Regions from separate parts of the Homo sapiens genome. Here region 2 is linked to region 1. The links are chromatin loops, found by intact Hi-C in ENCODE. Cell type or tissue: dorsolateral prefrontal cortex. All regions are shown on one strand. Each heading gives the region's core, and the rest is flanking DNA. Links, peaks and the distances in the headings are about the cores only. Region 1 overlaps MTA3 (metastasis associated 1 family member 3). Region 2 overlaps HAAO (3-hydroxyanthranilate 3,4-dioxygenase).

Evidence for each region. A loop is a pair of places that touch in the nucleus more often than their neighbours do. Peaks named below come from ENCODE experiments on the same cell type or tissue, not always from the same donor. Only the 100,000 strongest peaks of a DNase experiment are listed, where the experiment ranks them.
Region 2: a loop joins it to region 1, with 1.9 times the contacts of the local background. A loop is called at or near these places in 2 of 110 quality-filtered maps.

What each region holds. Positions count from the first base shown.
Region 1 is chr2:42,671,035-42,679,367 of GRCh38, forward strand. All of the region lies in intron 8 of MTA3 (metastasis associated 1 family member 3), which reads left to right. Among named protein-coding and RNA genes, the nearest start is that of OXER1, 89 kb to the right of the region's middle. RefSeq lists a silencer at 3,015-3,309 and an enhancer at 3,015-3,309. In dorsolateral prefrontal cortex, for the core only: no CTCF peak of the experiment used is centred there; no DNase peak of the experiment used is centred there; H3K27ac peaks cover 438 bases.
Region 2 is chr2:42,766,087-42,774,419 of GRCh38, forward strand. It overlaps HAAO (3-hydroxyanthranilate 3,4-dioxygenase), which reads right to left. Exons shown (of 10, transcript NM_012205.3): 5 at 4,407-4,496; 6 at 4,057-4,100; 7 at 3,627-3,772; 8 at 1,774-1,842; 9 at 1,509-1,591; 10 at 1,003-1,429. The coding sequence ends at 1,351. Among named protein-coding and RNA genes, the nearest start is that of OXER1, 6.1 kb to the left of the region's middle. RefSeq lists an enhancer at 1,332-2,237. In dorsolateral prefrontal cortex, for the core only: CTCF peaks have their summits at 4,662 and 4,866; a DNase peak (open chromatin) is centred at 4,615; H3K27ac peaks cover 1,234 bases.

The sequences.
Region 1 (8,333 bases), core at 96-8,095:
AGTTGTTGTATCTTCATAGTCTCTTTCATTCCTGAACGATTCGTTAGTCTTTCTTTGTGTTTTATGACCATGGTATTTTGAAGAGTGCAGGCCACTTATTTTGTAGAATGTCCTTCAGTGTGGGTTATGGTTATAATCTGATTTATAATTAGAATAAATTTTTGTTCTACTTAAGTCCATTTTGGTCAGTTATGTCCATCTAGGAGATTATATATTTCCCCCTAAAATTTTCAAATTTAACATTTTTACAGTATTTTTAAACAGTTTGCCGTATTTGTAGTTACAAATAGATTTTCATTCTTGTTATTGTTTATATGTATCACATAACCTTTTTTTCTTGATTGTTTTGCCTGAGGTTTCTTTATTAGTTATCTAAAAGAATGGGAACTTAATTTTGGTAATTAAAAAAAAGTGGTACATATTCTGTTTATTTTTACTCTTATTTTCTTCTGCTTTTCTTTAGGTTTACTCTAATATTCTTTTGCTAGCCTTTTTAAGACCTTTTTAAAATTACTTTTCATGATAAACATACAAGATTGTGAATGTCCCTCTAATTATCACCTTGGCTGTAGCACATATCTTTTAGTATGTAGTATTTTTATTATCATTTGGTTCTAAATATTCACTAATTTGCCTTATAATTTTTAATTTAACTTGTGAGTTAATTTAGAAGGAAGTGTGGCTCATCTACCTATTTTAATTGCCTTTGAGAATGTGGTCAGAGAACATGTGTGCTACCAATTGTTTCCATGTCTTGAGATTTCTGTTAGGGCCTGGAATAGGATCCTCCCCAGTATTTTGCTCCCTGGGCCTTACTGACTCTGGCAACATCAAGGTCTGATGCTTGTCACATCAGACTAGTAAAAAAGGAAACTTGCTGTTTGGCTCGATTTCACCTTATAGCAGTCTAGAAAATACCCTCATGATAAAGGCCAAGATCAGTGTGGAAACTCAACTATTACACTTTTCAGAGGGATCATCACCTCTCCTTGCCTGTATTGGTTCTCCAGTGTCTTCACACAGTTGTTTTCACATATTTGTCTGGTTTGTGCCAAGAATCACAGCCAGGTGGCAATAACTTTTAATTACGCTCATAGTAAGTTTGGAAATGACATCTGGGGACATGGGGTCACTGTGACCTATTGTCCCCTGTAGCTTTCTTGTGATAATAATAAAAAAGAGCCAGGTATGTTGGTGTACACCTGTAATCACAGGTACATGGGAGGCTGAGGTGGGAAGATCACTTAAAAGCTTGAGACCAGGAGTTTGAGACCAGCCTGAGTCAACATAGTAAGTCCTCCTCTCTATTAAAAAAAAAAAAAAATAGGCCAGGTGCAGTGGCTCACGCCTGTAATCCTAGCACTCTGGGAGGCCGAGGCGGGTGGATCACTTGAGGCTAGGAGTTCAAAACCAGCCTGGCTAACATGGTGAAACCCTATCTCTACTAAAAATACAAAAAAATTAGCTGAGTGTAGTGGTGGGCGCCTGTAATCCCAGCTACTTGGGAGGCTGAGGCACGAGAATCTCTTGAGCCTGGGAGGTGGAGATTGCGGTGAGCCGAGATCGTGCCACTGAACTCTAGCCCGGGTCACAGAGCAAGATTCCATCTCCAAAAAAAAAAAAAAAAAAAAAAAAAAAAAGTAATCAAAAGGTGTGAGTACACACAAGAACATGACTCAGGGTGTCTTTTAGGTTGATTTGAGTGGATGCCAGCTAAGCCTTAGCAAGTTTGTTGGATGAGGGGTTTTGTTATATCTATGCATTAAAGCAAAAATTGAAAGTAGATGGCAAACTTTTTTACGTATAAAAAGCTTTTTTTTTTTTTTTTTTGAGACGGAGTCTGCCTCTGTCACCCAGGCTGGAGTGCAATGGTGCAATCTCAGCTCACTGCTACCTCTGCCTCCTGGGTTCACGCGATTCTCCTGCCTCAGCCTCCCAAGTGGCTGGGATTACAGGTGCGCGCCATCATGTCCAGCTAATTTTTGTATTTTTAGTAGAGATGGTGTTTTGCCATGTTGACCAGGCTGGGCTTGAACTCCTGACCTCAAGTGATCCACCCCCGCCCCCCTCTGACCTCCCAAAGTGCTGGGATTACAGGTGTGAGCCACCACACCAGACCAGCATATGAAAAACTTTGTCCATATCAGTTTGAGGTTTACTCATGAGAGTTTATTATAATCTTCCTCTGCTTGGAAAAAAAGAATGTGGTTATTAATTTTTAAATAGATGTGATATTCTGAATGCTGTAATTCCTGTAGGAGGTATATATGTGAAGTTTTTGTGAAATTGTAACTGAACAAATCAGTACAGATGGCCCTCGACTTAGGATGTTCAACTTAACAATTTTTGCTTTGTTTTGTTTTTTACAATGGGTTTATCAGGGTATTAAATGCACTTTTGACTTATGATATTTTCAACCTATGATGAGTTTTTTGGGACGTAGCCATCAGTTGCAGAGCATTTGCAGTTAGTATTGAATATAGTATATGTGTATCAGTTAGCTGTTGTCATAATACTGCATTTTACAGGTTGGGTTCCCTGGAAGCAGATTCTGATAGCAGTTTTTATGTGGGAAATTTATTAGGGATTCCCCTTGGGATCAGCACTTGTGGAATAAAAGGCAAGGAGGCAGGATTGACTAGTGGGAGGAGGTGGATACAATCGAATGAAGGCCTCAGCTGACTCCAGCTGATTTGTGGCATCCCAAATCAGGGTGAAAAGCTGGGCCTTTACAGCCCTGCATTATTGGATGCAGGTTGCTCCAGGAAGAGTGTGTGGACTTTCACGATGAATTGTTCTTGAATTGAAATAATTCCGAAAAAGATCAGCAGCTGAGGACTGTCTTATTCACAACACTTCTGGCAACTAGGTGAATTAAGTTCTTTAGTCTCAAAGAGGAAAACACATCTATTACACTGCCCAAATTTCAGTGGCTTATAACAACAAGCATTGATTTCTGATACACTCATCTGCAGATTGTCTAGGATTCTGCTGAGCTAGACTGGGCTCTGATGTAGGTGCCAAGCTATAGGTTGGGTCCAGATCTGCTCCATGTATTTCTCATCCTCCATGGACAAAACTCAGTAGCACAAGAGGGCAAGGCCAAATGTGCAAACACTTGTCAAGGCTCAGTTATGTCACATATCCTAACATCCTATTTGCCAAGCAAGTCACATGGCCAAGCCCAACATCAGTGGAGTGGAAGAATACTCTCCTGTGGAGGTGTGGGGGAGGGAATGAATATTTGCTGAACAATAGTCCAATCTACCCATAGTGTGGTTCTGCTTAACAAAAGATGAGAATTCCATTGCCAAGATTTACTTGTCAGTCTTTCTCCTAAAATACTTCTTTTTGTCATCTCCATCTGTTATGAATGAGATGAAATGTGACAACACCTTCACTGCTTTTTGGCAGAGAGAACAGCTTGTGCTGGGTTCTTAAGATTTTTACAATTTAGATTTGAATGGATCGTGCAATGTGTATTGGTATCTCTATTGAAAACATGGTATCTTTGCAAAGTATTTAATCTGGAGGGAAGACTTTTAGTTTAGTTTTCTTCTTCTTTTTTTTTTTTTTTTTTTTTGAGACGGAGTCTCACTCCATCACTAGGCTGGAGTGCAGTGGCCCGATCTCAGCTCACTGCAACTGACACTTCCTGAGTTCAAGGGATTCTCCTGCCTCAGCCTCCCGAGTAGCTGGGACTACAGGCGCGTGCCACCATGCCCGGCTAATTTTTGTGTTTTTAGTAGAGGCGAGGTTTCACCATGTTGGCCAGGATGGTCTTGATCTCTTGACCTCGTGATGATCTGCCCGCCTCGGCCTCCCAAAGTGCTGGGATTAGAGGCGTGAGCTACTGCGCCTGGCCTAGTTTTCTTTCTTTCTTTTTTTTTTAATATAGGCACTCAACACTGTGCCCAGCTAATTAAAATTTTTTAATTAATTAAATTTTAAAATTAAAAAATTAATGCTGAGGCTGGTCTCGAACTCCTGCCTTGGCCTCCCAGGGCCTCTCAAAAGCTCTGGGATTACATGCCTGAGCCAATGTACCTGGCCAACTTTTAGCTTTTTAATGCTTAGTTTCAAAATTCCTTTTCTATTTCTTTTCTTTTTTCTTTTTTTTGAGACGAGGTCTCACTCTGTCACCCAGCTGGAGTGCAATGGTGACGTCTCTGCTCACTGCAACAGCCGCCTCCTGAGTTCAAGCGATTCTCCTACCTTAGCCTCCTGAGCAGCTGGGACTACAGGCGCATGCCACCACACCCAGCTAATTTTTGTATTTTTAGTAGAGATGGGCTTTCACTCTGTTGGCCAGGCTGGTCTTAAACTCCTGACCTCGTGGTCCGCCTGCGTTGGCCTCCTAAAGTGCAGGGATTAACAGGTGTGAGCCACCGCACCCAGCCTCAAAATTCTTTTTCTTATTTTAAATTGAGGTATACATATGGTAACATATATAGAGTGCCCTACAGTTTGTTACACAGCTTAAACATTTTTACCTGTGTATATATTCGTGTAACCACCACTAGATGGTAAAGAACATTACCAGTATCTCAACAGCTTCCCTTCTGCTCCTCTCCAGTTAGGAAATCACTATTCTGCCTTCTCTAACAATCAATTAGTTGTTCATTTTTTCAAACTTCTCTGGCATTTCAAATTTGTGTTATCTTACTGATAAACCGCAAGTCGTTGGTCCTGTGTTATGTTACTGTGTCTTTTCCTAGCTTATTTTCTTTATTTACCCTACATTTTCTCTACTGGATTTTGTCTCTTCTGTTATAGAAACTGTATTCATGTAAAGCTCTTAAGGGTAAGATTAGACTACGTAAAGTCCATTCAAAAGAAACTTCTGTGTGTATCAGAAAGATGGGGTTTATATGGACTTCTGGCACATAATATGATTCTCTGGTTTCCTTTATGAAGTTGGTCAGTTTCAAAGGAATTATTTCCTAGTAACTCCACAGTGTACACACCTGATGAGTGTTTACTTTCTACACATTCTGAGCTTTACTCTCCTCTCCTTTGGTCTTTGGTATAAATGTGCGCTTTGGAGGTTTCATATCTCCTGGTGAACAGTAATTCCAATGTATTCTTTCTCATTTGATTTGAGACAGTACAGGAGCTCCTCCTCTGAAAGCAAATGGTTCCTTCAGTGTTCAGGAACACAAACTAAACACTAAAGAGTAGAACCTTTGAAACAATGAATATAATCATTTTTTGTCATAATCACTTGATGAAGGCTAAGATACTACTTCAGTTCTTTGAAGCCCTTTAGGTAACAGCCCATCATCATTTAAAAAAGTATCCATAAGAAAAGCAGTTTCACTCATTTAACATGAACACAAAACTGAAAATCCATTCATGATTTGAGTGGTTGGTGTAGCATCAGCTGAGAAAAATGCACTTAATTCTGTGACTGGTTTCAGAGCCCCTGTTAATTATAAAAATTTCTTTTGGCTAGATGCAGTGGCTCATGCTTGTAATCCCAGCACTTTGGGAGGCCAAGACAGGCAGATCGCTTGAGCCCAGGAGTTGGAGACCAGCCCGGGCAACATGGCAAAACCCTGTCTCTACTGAAAATACAAAAATTAGCTGGGCATTGTGGCATGCACCTGTAGTCCCAGTTACTTGGGAGGCTGAGGTGGGAGGATCATCTGAGCCCAGGAGGCAGATGTTGCAGTGAGCTGAGATCATGCCACTGCACTCCAACCTGGGCAACAGAGTGAGACCCTGTCTCCAAAGAAAAAGATAAATTATTTTTATTTTGAGGAATTTTAGCATTTTTGAGTATCTTTTAATCTTTTAGTTTTTTCATTTATTGTAAATTTAGAAGGTTTAAAAAATAATTGTTTATGGGATTATTAACTGAAAAGGTCCCTAAATGCTATTGATCTTTCTTTTCATTTTCATGAGGTTAGTTATTAAGAAACAATAATTACAGTAGTCTTTCTTTTCCAAGAGAAGATATATTTCAGCACCCTCAGTGGATGCCTGAAGCTGAGGATGGCACTGAATCAGACTTTTTTTTCTCTACACTATACCTAACATAAGGTTTAATTTATAAATTAGGCACAGTAAGAGATCAACAAGAATAATCATAGAACAATTATAAGAATATACCATTATAAAAGATATGTGACTGTGCTTCATATGGTTTGGCTCTGTGTCCCCACCCAAATCTCATCCTGTAACTCAATAATTCCCACGTGTTGTGGGAGGGACCACCGGGGGAGATAATTGAATCATGGGGGCAGGTCTTTCCTGTGCTGTTCTCGTGATAGTGAATAAGTCTCATGAGATCTGATTTATTTTTTTTTTATTTTTTATTTTTTGAGATGGAGTCTCGCTCTGTCACCCAGGCTGGAGTGCAGTGGCGCAATCTTGGCTCACTGCAACTTCCGCCTCCTGGGTTCAAGTGATTCTCCTGCCTCAGCCTACTGAGTAGCTGGGATTACAGGCATGTGCCACCATGCCTGGCTGATTTTTTGTATTTTAGTAGAGATGGGTTTTCGCCGTGTTGTCCAGGGGTGGTCTCAAACTCCTGAGCTCAGGCAGTCCGCCTGCCTCAGCCTCCCAAAGTACTGAGATTACGGGTATGAGCCACCGTACCTCGTCCTGATGGTTTTAAAAATGGGAGTTCCCTGCACAACCTCTTGCTTTTTGCCTGCTGCCATCTATGTAAGACGTGACTTGCTCCTCCTTGCCTTCCACCATGATTATGAGGCCTCCCCAGCCATGTGGAACTGTAAGTCCAATAAACTTCTTTCTTTTGTAAATTTCCCAGTCTCAGGTTTGTCTTGATCAGCAGTGTGAAAACAGACTAATACAGTGCGCTCCCTCCCTGTCTCTCTCACACACACAAATATCTTACTGTACTATATTCATCTATTTTCAGACCACAGTTGGCTACGGGTAACTGAAACCTTGGAAAGTAAAATCATGAATAATGGGGTACATACTACATTGTATGTACAATGGAGTTGATGTAGAAGTGTGTAAAAGTACATACTACAGCTAAACTACACAGTCTGTCTAGTTAGCTTAGCTGCAGAATTTAGCTGATTCTGAAATTTGCAGAGCAAAAGCTGAAGAACCAAGATCAATTCTTGTGTTTTGTTTTTTTTTTTCAACCTCTGCTGCAGAAGAGTGAGAGGAAATTCACTTCAAAGTTGGAAGTCATTGTTCCATGGTTGTGACACATACAACAGAAGACTACACATGGCCAGTGGCCTTTGTTATGATTATAACTCGGAAATTGTTCATGAAATCCCTACTTCTGTTTTGTGAAAGCCAATGATTTATTTTTATTTTTATTTATTTATTTTTTTTGACAGATCCTCACTCTGCCGCCCAGGCTGGAGTGCAGTGGCGTGATCTCGGCTCACTGCTACTTCCACCTCCTGGGTTCAAGTGATTCTCCTGCCTCAGCCTCTTGAGTAGCTGGGATTACAGGTGACTGCCACCACACCCAGCTAATTTTTGTAGAGACAGAGTTTCACCATATTGGCCAGGCTGGTCTCAAACTCCTGACCTCAAGTGATCCGCCTGCATTGGCCTCCCAAAGTGCTGGGATTACAGGTGTGAACCACCGCACCTGGCCCCAATGATTGATTTTAAGTGAGATGTCAACCCTTGTTAAAGCAGTTATTTACTGTACCTAAACATGTTTACATGTTCTAAATACTGCCGTTACTCGGTGAACAAATTCATAATCTATACCCTTATCATTATCTTAGTTAATGCATCACTGTGTGTGTGTGTATACATACATATACATACATATTAATGCATACTTTTGCTAATAATGTTTTCACTTTAATAGATGTTAGTTGACATTTGAGCTCTCCTACAGTCTCCTACCAGATAGTGAGGGATCACTTAAAAGCTATTTTAAAAAAATACAAATAAGAAATGATCTTTCACATACATTCTCATTTGACCCTCACAAGCCTGTGAGGTAGGCAGCATGGATATTCTTCTCATTTAACAAACAAGGAAAGTGAGTCTCAGAGCAGTTAACTGATCTGGTGCCCCAGGTTCTACAATGAGCAAATACCTTGTATTATTATCAGTCTTTGACCTAAAAATTCAGCACCCAACTTCCCCTCATACTTGCCCTACCTACTTCACAGGAATAATGAAGGTAAAATGAATTCTAGGCTAGAAAAATACTTTGAGAGAAACATCACTGCGATTATACTTAGAAAGTATAATTTTCCATGATATTATGGCTCACTCCCCTTCTCATCCCAACTTGTGCGTGAACCCCAGATTTTATATTGCCTTTGTTCTGTGCTCAACTAAGGCGGGGAATAGTGTGATTCTGTTTAAAGTTATAT
Region 2 (8,333 bases), core at 331-8,330, 95 kb after region 1:
CTCCCAGTGGAGTGTAGGAAGGCAGTGAGCCACTGGGCTGGGGATGAGGGAGACAGGGGTCAAGTGTTCTTTTCTAGAGGAAGCTTTGAGTCCACGCAGGGACCTGTTCTGTCCAGATCTGTCACTCTCATGTGCATGCCCTCATTGACTTCTCACGGAAGTCCCAGGAAACTGAGCTGCGCCCGCTGCAGGTTCCACATTCTTGTCTCTTCCCACTGGTGCCTCTGAGGCCTCCAGCATCCCTAGACACCCATAGCAGGCTCAGGGGTCCCTCTGGAGTCTTTGAACAGGGCACCTGTGCATGACAGGGGAGGGAAGGGGACACAAGGCCAGACACCCCCACCAACACTGCTGAGCTCCTGGTACAACTTCATGCCCCTCTCCAGGCTGATCATAGTCTTTAGGTATTAACAGTGGTTAGCTCTGGGTGGGGGATTTTGTGTATTTCTGGGTTTTCTATAGTTAGCACAGATGACTTCTGTTATTGGAAAAAAACTCAACAGATGCTAGTGTTTTAAAGTTATGTAAAAAGACAGACTGGGCAACATGGTGAAATCCCCATCTCTACAAAAAAGAAAAAAAAAATTAACAGGGTGTGGTGGTGCATGCCTGTAGTCCCAGCTACTCAGAAGGCTGAGGTGGGAGAATCACTTGAGCCAGGAGGGTCAAGGCTGCAGTGAGCTCTGATCACACCACTGCACTCCAGCCTTGGTGACAGTGAGATCCTGTTTCAAAAAAAAAAAAAAAGTAAAAAGAATAAATGAGAACAGAGAAGGAAGTGGAGAGATGACATTAGCCGTGCTCCCAGGACCAGGCATGGAGCATGCGTGGATCAAGTCACACACACAGTGAAGAATGCCCATCCACAAACAGGGATGCCCAATAACAGACCCTCCAACACGTCCATGGTCACCTGGTGCCCTGATGCCCCAGACACACCACATGGTCCTGGGGGGCACATGGGAAGGCCAGTGATGACTGCCTGCGGCAGACCCCCAGGTGTGCGTTCCTCAGGAAGCCTTTATTGAGGGCCTTCTTGGTGTGGAAGTGCTGCACTGAGTCTGCAGGGACAGAGGAATGGGCAGGAGCGGGGCCGGGGGTAGACCACCTGGCAAGACTGGCAAGGCAGTGGGCTGAGTCTGCCAGAGAAGATGGGGAGCTGCTGCCCGCCCAGGGGCATGGCATCTGGGCTGAGAAGGGCAGGAGGGTGGGTGACAACAATGTGCAGGTCTGTGGGGGACACAGCGGCAGTACACAGAGAGGTAGTGGGGGCTGGGAGAGTTGTTTGGCAGGGATGGCACTCGAGGGTGCTTGGCACACCTGTGGCTGCTTCAGGCCATGGCAAGAGGGTCACCCCAGGGGCTTCTTGCAGGCAGGGTCCTGGGTCACAGACAGGGCCACAGAGCCTTGTGTTCGCTCCCAGGCATACCTGTGGACACACAGATGAGCAGGGATCACACAGAGTTGGACCCTGAGGATCCCAGGGAAAGCCCTCCCTGCGTACTCACGAGGTCCCAGCTAGCACCAGGAGGCTGTCATCAGGGGCCAGGCTCAGGCGCCGTCCCCCCATTGTCACCACCGAGGAGCCCTCCTGGAGAAGAGGAGCAGGAGAATCAAATGGAGACTGTTGGGCCTCATCACCTGGGTGAATGTCTGAGTCTGCCTGGGCCCCAAGGCCCCAAGAGTGGGCCCCGTGTGGGAGCCCAGGGCCGAGGAGCGGGCTGATGCCCTCTGGCAGGGGGTTCTGCAACCCTGTCCCTGGGCCCCACTTGCCAGCTGCCACAGCCACACGTCCACATTCTGTCTCAGGCCTTCGCTGCTGCCTTGCCCATAGGCGATCACCTGGTGGGAGGTGAAACAGAAACTTCTGGTGCTTCTTGCCCCACATGGGAGATGGTCTTGAACCTGGCCCCCAGACACCAGGCCTGCTTGGAGCAGGGTTGGGGCCCATGAAACAGCCCCATCACCATGTGCTGAGCAGAGACCAGGACTTGGAGAGGAGGGCTGCCTGGGCTGCAGGCCTCCCTGTGCCCGCCGCTGCAACAGGTATTTGGGATCACACATGCCTGCCTTTCACGTGCAGTGCACCCGTGGTCCCTCTGATGTGTGCTCATGCGAAGGCATGCTCACCAGGGCACATGAGGGACGCATTTCCATCAGCTTCCCAGAGGGTGCCACCTCCCTTTCTCTGAGAGAGGTTATGAGTCTGGCCTCAGGAGGAGGAGGGGACAAGGAAGGTGAGGCTGAGGGCTCTCTGACATGCACCAGCCTGGAAGCACACAGCTACTGTGCAGGGCCGTGCTGCTGATGCCCTGGAGAGGGTGCATATTCATTAATGTAAACTGAAGCAGGTAAGAGCAGGGTATTGCAGAGGTGGGGTGCAGGGCTGAGTGGTACTGCTGTGACATGTGCGCATGTTCTCGCAGCCCTGTGTAAGCTCAGGACGTCCCTGGTACCCAAGAGCAGCAGGCCAGGCCTCTACGGGAAGCCTGTGGCCATGAGCATCCCTGCACAGATTGACTCATTCAAAGCCCATGGGATGTGCCAGTGGCAAGCCGTAAAGCACAAGTGAACACAGGTCTCCCTGCACCACTCTTGCCCTCCCAGCCTTGTTCCCACACGTGGTACAGAAACACCACTCTGGCCTGTCACTCCCCTGCTTCAATACTTTGGTGGAGGGCTGTTGTCTTTAGGACAAGTCCTCCCACCTTGCCTAGCCCAGCAGACCTACCAGGACCTGGGCCCTGCCTGCTGCTCCACAGTCCACCAGTCACACTTGTACCCCCACCCCCAAGCCCCGCCTCTGGCCAACTTCGGCTGCTCCCAGTGCCAGGCTGTTTCAAGCCTGAAACAGCTCATGCTCATGCTTCTCCCTCACCTAGAATGCTCTCTCCACCTCCCTTTCTTTCTTTTACAAACTCCTACACTAGCTTTAAAATGCAATGTGCATGTCACCTCCTCCAGGAAGCCTTCCTTGACTTCCCTTTCAGAGTGGGTTCCTCCTTTATCCTTCTATAGCTTCCTATAGCTTTTCTATCTGATACTTTATCACATGATTGTGGCAATTGTTGATTAACTTGTCCATCTCTTTAACAAACTATACATTCTTTAAGGTAGCAACTCTATCCTACTCTCCCACTAAAGCCTGAAACATAACAGGCATTTAATAAATGTGGAATGAAAGAAAGTCAGCCTTGTTTGAATCCCTCTCTCCACCCAACCCTCACTCCCAAACAACTCTCTCCCTTTTGGCTTCCAAGGGTGTGACTGGCTGAAGGTTCAGGAATTCCTAGCGAGGGGAAAACTGCAGACCCTCAGGAAGCTGCCAGTGAGTGGGGGAACCTCCAACTCTGAAAGTGAATTCAGATCATAAAATTGCTTGGGACCATGTAGCCTCCACAGACTTCACTCGGAGCAGAGCCATCGCCTTCTGCGTCAGGGAGGGAGCACAAAGGCCTATGCTCATGTCTACAACCTCTGAAATGTGTGTGTGTGTGTGTGTGTGTGTGTGTGTGTGTGAGTGTGTGTGTGAAAGAGAGAGAGAGAGAGGCAGTGAGAGAGAGACTGGTTCCCATTTTCCAGGGCTGCTGTGGGAGGATGCCCCGGATGCCCCAGGACTACATTACCTGGGTCTCATAGGTGTCCCCAAACAGGCTGAGTGGTGTGCCTGCCTGCAGCTCCCTGTGGTGGCTGTCCAGCCAGGCATCCAGGGACATGGGCTCCATGATGGATCGTGTGCTCAGAGGGAATGGTGGCTCCTTGAGCAGCTGGTCTGCACCCACAGCATGACTATAGTCGGTGTCCTCAGGACCCAGCCCACCCAGCCCCAGTGGGCCCAGTTCCCAGGGGCCCCAGGTCTCAATTGCCAGAACAGGCTCTGTATCCAGCTCAATGATCAAGCAGCCATGTGGGAGGTACCATTGGCTGCCATCTTCTTAGTACCTTGAGGACTGGGCAGAGTATTCAAAAAGAGACTCCCCGGTCCCCTGGACCAAAACCCATCCTATTTTGGAAGGGGAGGGAGGGAAGGAGAAGGGCAGTTCCCAGCGGCCTCACCAGGGATGGGCTTTCCTGTTCTGTACTGCTCAGAGCTGAAGAACCTGCAAGGACGAACAGGGAGGAGCAGGAGTGGCGAGCACTCCCATCGGAGTGGCCAGCGACACACACATACACCACACTCACGGTCAGGTGCAGGTGCCCACACACACTCATGGGGCTCTCACACAGCTGTGTGTCTGCCATCCTTTCCCTCCCAGCGGGGCTGCTGCTCCCCCCTCCCCCCGGCCTGGCAGTGGGCTCTCTGGGCCAGGATCTCCACCCTGGGAGGGGAGACTTTCTCCCAGGGCATCAGGTGCTGATGCAGAGCCCCAGGAAAGCAAGAGGCAGGGGCTGGGCTGGGGGCTCACTCCTGGATGATGGGGGCCAACTGCGTGCCGAGGTCCTTGCAGTAGAACCACTTCTCAAACAGAACGTCCATGGTGTCGCCCACATAGTACCTGCCAGAGCAGAGGACAGGCAACCCTGCTGTCCCCATCTGGGTGGCTTCAGGGCAGCCCCACTCAGGCCTGGCTCTGCTTGTAGAAGTCCCTGCAGAGCCCTGCTGTCTGCTCACCCCTGTTACACACCCTAGTGGTCACTGGTCACTTAACACCTTGCTCTTCAGAAGCACACGTGCGCCCCCTGAGAGGGCTACTATCCCGAGAATTCACACGGCTCTCTCCGGTTCCCAAAACTAGACCCAAACTGGTTCCCAAAACTAGACAAAGCAGATAGAACTCTGAGACTCACAGAAGCTGAGCAATTTGCCAAGGATTACACAGCCTGTAAGTGGCGGAAGCAGGCCAGTCTCAAGACAATCTTAAAAACTTAGAGAGCATCTAATCGCAGTTCTTTTGTTTTTCGCAAAGAGGAAGCTGAGGCTGAGCCTGAAACCAGGGCCAGTGGCTGGACGCTCTGCTGGCCTGCAGTGCTCTAGGCCTGAGTGCACGGACACTTAAGAAACCAACATGGCCGGGCGCAGTGGCTCACGCCTGTAATCCCAGCACTTTGGGAGGCTGAGACGGGTAGATTACTTGAGGTCAGGAGTTCAAGACCAGCCTGGCCAACATGGTGAAACCCTGTCTCTACTAAAAATAATAATAATAATAAATAAATACAAAAAATAGCCAGGCATAACAAAAGATAGAAAAAAAATAGCCAGGCATGCTGGCAGGGGACTGTAATCCCAGCTACTTGGGAGGCCGAGGCAGGAGAATTGCTTGAACCGGGAAGCGGAGGTTGCAGTGAGCCAAGATTGCACCGCCGCATTCCAGCCTGGGTGACAGAACAAGACTCTGTCTCAAAAGTAAATAAATAAGTAAAAAAAAAAAAAAAAAGAAGCCAACACGCAGAAGATGTCCCCCAGTTTAGGGGTTCTTCTTCTTTCAGGGTCATGATTGCCTTTGAGAGTTGGAGCAAAGTTTTGGACCTCTTTTCTGGGGTAAGGCCCATGTACATGTACATATAGCCTTCAGTAGACCCCTAAAGCCCACCCCAGCCCCCAGCCTGGCTCAGTGAGCTCCTCCCCCGGCCTGAGGAGCACCTGGCAGGCTGGGATGGGCCCCAGGCCCCTGTGGGTGCTGCACATGGTGGGTGCCAGGAACGCCTGTTAACTGAATGCCTAATGCCCAAGCCCAGCTCCTGGGCCCAGGCCAGCTCTGTCTGCTCTTAAAAGAGATGTGGTCCCGCTGGTGGGAGATGCTTTACAGACACACAGTGCATCCACCCACTTGGCAGCCTAAATCCTATCCTGGGATGGAGCTGGCCACCAGAAAGCTTCATAACTGGATGGCAGTGCCCTCCGGGAACTGCCTTTGGAGTGGCATTTTAATGTTGAGTCCCTGGCTTTTATTAAAGGTCAAAAGCAGCCAGATGAAATGTGTTATTGAATTTGCTGTAAAATGATATTGAGGACACCATCCTCTCCATCAGACTCACTATATTAAAGTCCCTTGTGACAAATTTTTTCTAGAAGATAAGACCACGTGTCTGTCTCTACAACAGACTGTTACACAGTAAATGATTATGCAGCCATTGTGTTTTTTGAAAAGATTTAATAGTGTAAGAAATACTCGGCCGAATGTGGTGGCTCACAACTGTAATCCCAGCACTTTGGGAGGCCGAGGTGGGTGGATCACCTGAGGTTGGCAGTTCGAGACCAGCCTGGCCAACATGGTGAAACCTCGTCTCTACTAAAAATACAAAAATTAGCCAGACATGGTGGTGCATGTCTGTAATCCCAGCTACTCAGGAGGCTGAGGCAGGAGGATTGCTTGAACCCGGGAGGCAGAGGTTGCAGTGAGCCGAGATTGTACCACTGCACTCCAGCCTGGGTGACAGAGCAAGACTCCATCTCAAAAAAAAAAAAAAAGAATACTCATGAGTTTCTTTTAAGTAAAAAAAGATATAGGTAAGCATAGAAATAAGACAAGATGGAAGTTTAGGTTTCATTAGGTTTCATTGGTGACAGGACAATTTTTTTTGTTTTCCCTTTTTTATTATTTTGTTTTCTTGAGATATAATTCACATACCATCAAATTTATCCTTTTAGTAACAAGTAATTTTAATTTTGTTCACTTTGCATTCCTGTACTTTTCCAGATTTTGAGAATGAATGTGTATGACTTTGATAATCAGAAAAACAACACGTATTTTAAAAATGCCTATTATAACAAAAGATGTAGGCCAAAGTATCCTGTTCCTGGTGACCTGATGGGAAACTTGAATTTTTTTTAGTTAAAAAATACAACAAATAATGATCACGCCACTGCATTCCAGCGTGGGTGATAGATAGAGTGAGCCCCCATATCAAAAAAAAAAAAAAAAAAAAACCCAACCAAACACTGTTGAGCTTTTGGAAAATCTATTTCCCTGAGCAATAGGTTGCTTCCTCCTTTCAGAGGAAAAGAATTGGGTGACTGATCAGAACCAAATGAGAACCCCGGCCATGGAATCAGAATGCTGACAGCGGGGCCTATTTTCTTCCCCTCTTTGGTGTTGACTCCCACTCCTCTCTATACTGTCCTGGCCCTAACTCCATATTTCTCTATAATGCCAGATCTAGCAAGTAACACTTTAGCAACTTTAACTTCTTTGTAATGATAACAGCACCTCCCCCATAGGATCGCTGGGAAGATTCAATGAATAAATACATGCAAAGACCTTAGCCAGGCATCTGGCACATAGCAAGTGCCATCCAGATGTCAGTGTGTGTTGTGGAATGAGCTGGGGTAGAGAAACAAGCCGAGGGAGGCACTGGCCGTGATTCTAAATTCTGGGGGGAAGCAGCAGTTCTGGCTGCACTGGGGGAGGTGGGTGTGACTTTGGAACCCCTCTGGCCCGCTTTCCACATCTCACCCCTCCCAGAAGACCTTGTGAAAGGAAAATATCTTGGGCCCCGAAATCACTAAATTAAGGGAAATGTCAAGCTGAGAACTGCTTAGGGCAAACCTACCCCCTATTTTTTTTTTTTTTTTTTTTTGAGACGGAGTCTCACTCTGTCACCCAGGCTGGAGCGCACTGGCGCGATCTTGGCTCACTGCAAGCTCTGTCTCCTGGGTTCATGCCATTCTCCTGCCCCAGCCTCCCAAGTAGCTGGGAATACAGGCGCCCGCCACCACGCCCGACTAATTTTTTGTATTTTTAGTAGAAATGGGGTTTCACCATGTTAGCCAGGATGGTCTCTCTCGATCTCCTGACCTCGTGATCCACCCGCCTCGGCCTCCCGAAGTGCTGGGATTACAAGCGTGTGCCACTGCGCCCGGCTACCTGCCCCCCATTGTATTCAAAGTGCCCCTCTGCTCACTGAGATAAATGCATATCTGATTGCCTCCTCTGGAGAGACTAATCGGAAACTCAAAAGAATGCAACCATTTGTCTCTTTTCTACCTATGACCTAGAAGCCCCCTCCCTGCTTTGAGTCATCCTGCTTTTGCTTTGAGTTGTCCTGCCTTTCCAGACTGAACCAATGTTCATCTTACATATGTTAATTGATGTCTCTTGTCCCCCTAAAATGTATAAAACCAAGCTGTGCTCTGACTCTCTTGGGCACACGTCAACAGGACCTCCTGAGGCTGTGTCACGAGCGTGCATCCTCAACCTTGGCAAAATAAACTTGCTAAATTAACTGAGACCTGTCTCAAATTTTTGGAGTTGACATTTTGATAACCACAGAGGCATTCTGAGTGGAGGTGCCCCTGACCTTAGACAAATCTCCTAAGGGTGCTTGGTACCCGCGTGAGCTAACTTTATGGCTCAAACCAATAGGACAATTTGCTGAGGTGTGGGAGCACCCCC